2 separate regions of the Homo sapiens genome follow, and region 1 is linked to region 2. Evidence: chromatin loops called from intact Hi-C (ENCODE). Cell type or tissue: GM12878. All regions are shown on one strand. Each heading gives the region's core, and the rest is flanking DNA. Links, peaks and the distances in the headings are about the cores only. Region 1 overlaps NUMB (NUMB endocytic adaptor protein). Region 2 overlaps NUMB (NUMB endocytic adaptor protein).

Evidence for each region. Peaks named below come from ENCODE experiments on the same cell type or tissue, not always from the same donor. Only the 100,000 strongest peaks of a DNase experiment are listed, where the experiment ranks them.
Region 1: a loop joins it to region 2, with 2.2 times the contacts of the local background. A loop is called at or near these places in 2 of 110 quality-filtered maps.

The regions. Positions count from the first base shown.
Region 1 is chr14:73,413,791-73,416,710 of GRCh38, forward strand. All of the region lies in intron 1 of NUMB (NUMB endocytic adaptor protein), which reads right to left. Among named protein-coding and RNA genes, the nearest start is that of NUMB, 43 kb to the right of the region's middle. In GM12878, for the core only: no CTCF peak of the experiment used is centred there; a DNase peak (open chromatin) is centred at 1,351; H3K4me3 peaks cover 1,231 bases; H3K27ac peaks cover 1,463 bases.
Region 2 is chr14:73,294,137-73,297,056 of GRCh38, forward strand. The region is part of intron 7 of NUMB (NUMB endocytic adaptor protein); the gene reads right to left. Among named protein-coding and RNA genes, the nearest start is that of PAPLN-AS1, 50 kb to the left of the region's middle. In GM12878, for the core only: a CTCF peak has its summit at 1,254 (motif pointing right); a DNase peak (open chromatin) is centred at 2,435.

The DNA.
Region 1 (2,920 bases), core at 124-2,623, 120 kb after region 2:
AAAATAAAAACAAACAAACAAAACAAAGAGTTCTTTTATTATGTATGCTAAACACAGTGATACAGTTCCTGCCTTTAAAAGCCCACAAACCAATGCAGTATTATAATATTAAGCAGTCACACCTGAATTTTACTGTTTTAAATTTAATTATCTCAAATGTTTTTTCTTTTTTTTTTTTTTTTGATACAGAGTCTCACTCTGTCACCCAGGCTGGAGTGCAGTGGCACGATCTCAGCTCACTACAACCTCCACCTCTCGGGTTCAAGGGATTCTCATGCCTCAGCCTCCTGAGTAGCTGAGACTACAGGCACATGCCACCACACTCGGCTAATATTTTTGTATTTTTAGTAGAGACGGGGTTTCACCATGTTGGCCAGGCTGGTCTCAAACTCCTGACCTCAAGTGATTACCCACCTCAGCCTCCCGAAGTGCTGGGATTACAGGCGTAAGCCACCACACCCAGCCTTCATTTACTCTTAATTCCAAGTATTACAGCCTTAAGTTTTCAGAGACTATAGGAAAGGCTTATATGGTCTTAAAGGAAAAACTAGTTAAAAAGCAAGAGAAACTCATTTTGCATGGCCATCTACTTTCAGATAATGTTGCAGGGGTGTTTGTTTTGAGACAGGGTCTCACTCTGTCGCTCTGGCTGGAATGCAGTGGTGTGATCATGGCTCACTGCAACCTCCGCTTCCTGGCTCAAGCAATTCTCTAGCCTCGGCCACCTGAGTAGCTGGGACTACAGGTGCAAGCCAGCAACACCCAGCTAATTTTTCATAGAGATGGGGTTTCACCATGATGCCCAGGCTAGTCTTGAACTCCTGAGCTCAAAGCGATCTGCCCTTCTCAGCCTCCCAATTTGCTGGGATTATAGGCATGAACCATCGTGCCTGGCCCCCAGATAATGACCGGTTTTTCTGGGGGCGGGTGCGGGGGGGGCGGGTTTTGAGACTGAGTCTCGCTCTGTTGCCCAGGCTGGAGTGCAGTAGCGTGATCTCAGCTCACTGCAAGCTCCGCCTCCCGGGTTCACGCTATTCTCCTGCCTCAGCCTCCCGAGTAGCTGGGACTACAGGCGCCCACCACCACGCCCAGCTAATTTTTTTGTATTTTTAGTAGAGACAGGGTTTCACCGTGTTAGACAGGATGGTCTCGATCTGCTGACCTTGTGATCTGCCTGCCTCGGCCTCCCAAAGTGCTGGGATACAGGTGCGCTACCACGCCCAGCTGATAATGATGTTTTAAAAATACACACAAAACACAGAATAAGAACAGCTGAATTTCATTACCAATAGATGCTCTAACAAACCAACTTCAAATGTAATTTGCAAAATGCTATTTTTAGCCAACAATGTGTTTCACTTCATTTCGTCATTGGTCTGATTCTTTAACAGACTGTAGTGCTTGCTTCTCATGTTCTGCTTTCAGTTTTAACAACTGTGTTAAAAGGAGAGCTAAATACCAACAAAACACAGAGGAATAACAATAGGTCTTGTAAAGGCTTTTCAGATATGCAAGAAACAACATTGTTACTAGTGAAAACACCTTACATGTTATTTGACCAAAATGAACAATGATATAACCAAAATGAACAATGACATAGCCAAAATAACTAAAGTAACACTTCACATTTTTCTATGATTACACTCCACATCTTTCTGCCTCCATACCAGCACGATAAACTATTTCTCCTTACTGTCTTGCAACTATTTTTTCTTTTCTTTTTTTTTTTTTTTTGAGATGGCCTTGGCTTACTGCAACCTCCGCCTCCCAGCTTCCAGCAATTCTCCTGCCTCAGCCTCCCAAGCAGCTGGGATTACAGGCATGAGCCACCACGCTCAGCTAATTTTTGTATTTTTAGTAGAGATGAGGTTTCACTATGTTGGCCAGGCTGGTCTCGAACTCCCTGCCTCAAGTGATCTGCCCTCCTCAGCCTCCCAAAGTGCTGGGATTACAGGTGTGAGCCACCACGTCCGGCCTCTTGTAACTATTTTCAAGAAAACCAATATTCCAACGATGCTAGTCAAGAAGCCATGATAAATGGATGTTAGTAGTAATTATGCAATACTTTAGAATTAGAGCAGGCTATGTTTTATAATAAAGAGGAAATATGAAAACAGATTATTTCTAAAACAGTACTACAAAAGAAAGAAAAAAAATCTAGATTTCTATAAACAATTGGAAATGCTGGCACTTCACAGTGAATTCACAGAACTCAACTAAAGGCTGTTGGTTCAAAGATTTGGCTTGCCAAATTTTCCCCTATAGATAAACATTTAATATCCACTGTGACATTTTATGCCACTTCCTAGATTAAAAGTCTTTTGTAAATTCCATGAAGATAAATGAACACCCAGATTGTTTACATCCAGGTATCTGCCACTAGAGGAACAGATCAGAGAAGAGCAACTTAAGCACAACATACAAGCTTTATTGAGACCTGCAAAACAACGAAATTTGACACATTCTCCATACAAAATATGCTTAAGGGAAAAAATTATGTTAGTTGGAAAAACCACAGTAAATACTCTTACTTTTTCTTTTCTTTTTTTTTTTTTTTACTAGAATCACTATGCCAGTTAGAATAAGTTTAAAGGTTGTGGGGGCGCACTCCTATTCACTACTAGCAGGGCTTTATCCAACAATGGCATATCAGTATAAAAGCTCTTTAGAAAATAATCACATTTCAAAATTATGCCCATCCTTTGACCCAATAGTTACACTTCTAGAAAATGTATCCAAAATAAATAAGTGTGCAAATATGTATGTATAGGCTGAGGGCAGTGACTCAGACTGTAATCCCATCACTTTGGGAGGCCAAGGAGGGAGGATCACATGAGGCCAGGAGTACTAGACCAGCTTGGCCAATGTGGCAAAAGCCCTTATCTACTAAAAATACAAAAATTAGCCAGGTGTGGTGGCA
Region 2 (2,920 bases), core at 313-2,812:
TTATCAGGTAGCTAATTTGATTATACTCAAATGGAAAACTCTTATCTTTTGAACAGCACCTCAGACATCAGGGCGTTTTTGTTCTTTTTTTGAGACTGTCTTGCTCCGTCATCCAGGCTGGAGTGCAGTGGCGCAATCACTGCTCACTGTAACCTCAACTCCAGGGCTCAAGCATCCTCCCGCCTCAGCCTCCCGAGGAGCTAGGACTACAGGTGCATGTCACCATACGTAGGTAATCAAATATCAGTTTTTATATCCTTAGTTGGGCTATTTGGAGTCTGCCTTGAATCTACATGGCTAAAAGGGTCAGAGATTTGGGCAGAATTTATGAACAGAATTTGGGACTACTCCTTTTTGGCTTACTCATTTCCAGGATTCTCTTTTTACTTTCTTTTTTTGAGATAGTCTTGCTCTGTCGCCCAGGCTGCTGGAGTGCAATGATGCAATCTCAGCTTACTGCAACCTCTGCCTCCTAGGTTCAAGTGACTCTCATGCCTCAGCCTCCCAAGTAGCTGGAACCATAGGCACGCACCACCATGCCCAGCGAATTTTTTGTATTTTTAGGAGAGACAGGGTTTCAGCATGTTGGCCAGGATGGTCTCAAACTACTGGACTCAAGTGATCCACCCGCCTTGGCCTCCCAAAGTGCTGGGATTACAGGTGTGAGCCACCACGCCCAGCCTCTCTTTTTACCTTCTAGTGGCTACTGTTGCCTCAAATTCTGTCTTCTGCACTTTGGGACGCCGAGGTGGAAGGACTGCTTGAGCCCAGGGGTTCGAAACCAGCTTGGGCAACATAGTGAGAACCCATCTCTAAAAAAAAAAAAAAAAAAAAAATTATCTCAGCCTAGGAGGCTGAGGCTGCAGTGAACTATGTCTGTGCCACTGTACTCCAGCCTGGGTGACAGTATAAGGCACTGTCTCAAAAAAAAAAAAAAAAAAAAAAAGGTAGGAACACTATCAGAATCAAGATAGACATGAGTTGAGAGGTGGGATAGCAAGGCAATCTGACAGAGCTTCTTGCTCAAAGGTTAAGGGCTTCAGATTTCAGCTTCTGTTTCATAAAAATTTGTGCAGATCATGGCATGGTGTTATCACCAATACTGATCCCAACATGGTATTAGTTCCCGCTTATAGTGAAATACAAGGTGGGAAGATGGTCCCAATGGTGACAAGCCACCAATGACTACTAATTACTACTATTCAGTGTGGAAAAAACTAAACTAATGAATGCCAGTGGTGTAAGTAGCCACAAGGGGGCAATATCACTTTCCAACTATTGTATAAAACAATTAAATACATAGCTTTCAAGTATAACAAATTTCATCCAAACACTAATGAAAACTACACAAGTTCCAAAAAATAATTAAAATGATCACTGTTTCCAACAGTAATGTACTAAAAGTGAAGACTATTGCTTCTCTTGAACTTAAAAAAAAGTATGCAATGTAATAAGGTCAAATAACTAAAATGCAGCTATATTAAACCACTTGAAATTTACCAGGCAAGTTGCCTATCAAAACTGCTTTTTACCTGCCAGACTTTCTCCCCTTTCAGTGGCATTTGAATTTTTTTTTTTTAATTATCTTCTTGTTAAATTTCTTCCTGACTTTAGGTATTCTAGGAAATTTTAATTAACAATTAAATGTACTTATATAACACCCTATGCTTTCTAGGGGTAGAGCTGTGTGTCTATTCTTATTTAGGCATTTAGGATCACTGTCTCTCAAATGCAAAATGGTACCTATGATTTGAGATATTATTTGGATTCTAAGTAAATGTTAACCAAAGAGCCATTCACTAGTCCTTAAGATGTCACTTAAATTGAGTTTTGAGTCAAAAGCCAGGTTAATTAGTTCAAATATCATTTTCTTAAAATAGTGTTTTCTTCAGAGCAAGAAGAAATTTCAGATGTGGAGTCCATCTTTTTTTAATTTTAAAACATGGTAAAAGGATAGTCTATCATCTATTGTATCAAATTTGTGAGAGTGGAAACTTATTAAAAAATATATAAGAACAAAAATAGGCCACGAGCGGTGGCTCATGCCTGTAATCCCAGCACTTTGGGAGGCCAAGGCGGGTGGATCACTTGAGGTCGGAAGTTCAAGACCAGCCTGACCAACATGGTGAAACCTCATCTGTACCAAAAATACAAAAATTAGCGGGGCATGGTGGTCTGTGTTTGTAATCAGCTACTTGGGAGGTTAAGGCAGGAGAATCGTTTGAACCCAGGAGGTGGAGGTTGCAGTGAGCTGGGATCGTGCCACTGCACTCCAGCCTGGGCAACAAGAGTGAAACTCCATCTCAAAAAAAAAAAAAAAAGAACTCAGATCTTAACACTAAATGCTAATGCTTAGTACCTTAGACATGCTATGTCATGTAGAACAATATGTTGAGAGAATACTATTTCTCATAAAGTAAATGAGTAACTAAAGTGGTTTCCTGAACGTTAAATAGTCTCTCAGGAGATTGTACTTTGGACTAAGTGGAAGGATAAAGCTTCAACAATATAATACCCTTCAACAGCTTAAGGGTATTATATTTGATCATTAGAGATTTTAAAAAACATATGAGCAGTCCCATTTAAGCTTATAAGAATCTTACCTTAGGCCAGGCGTGGTGGCTCACTCCTGTAATCCCAGCACTTTAGGAGGCTGCCGGTGGATCACCTGAGGTCAGGAGTTCGAGATCAGCCTGGCCAACATGGTGAAACCCCGTATCTACTAATAATACAAAAATTAGCCAGGCGAGGCCGGGCGCAGTGGCTCACACCTGTAATCCCAGCACTTTGGGAGGCCGAGGTGGGCGGATCACCTGAGGTCAGGAGTTCGAGACCAGCCTGACCAACATGGAGAAACCCCATTTCTACTAAAAATACAAAATTAGCTGGGCATGGTGGCACATGCCTGTAATCCCAGCTA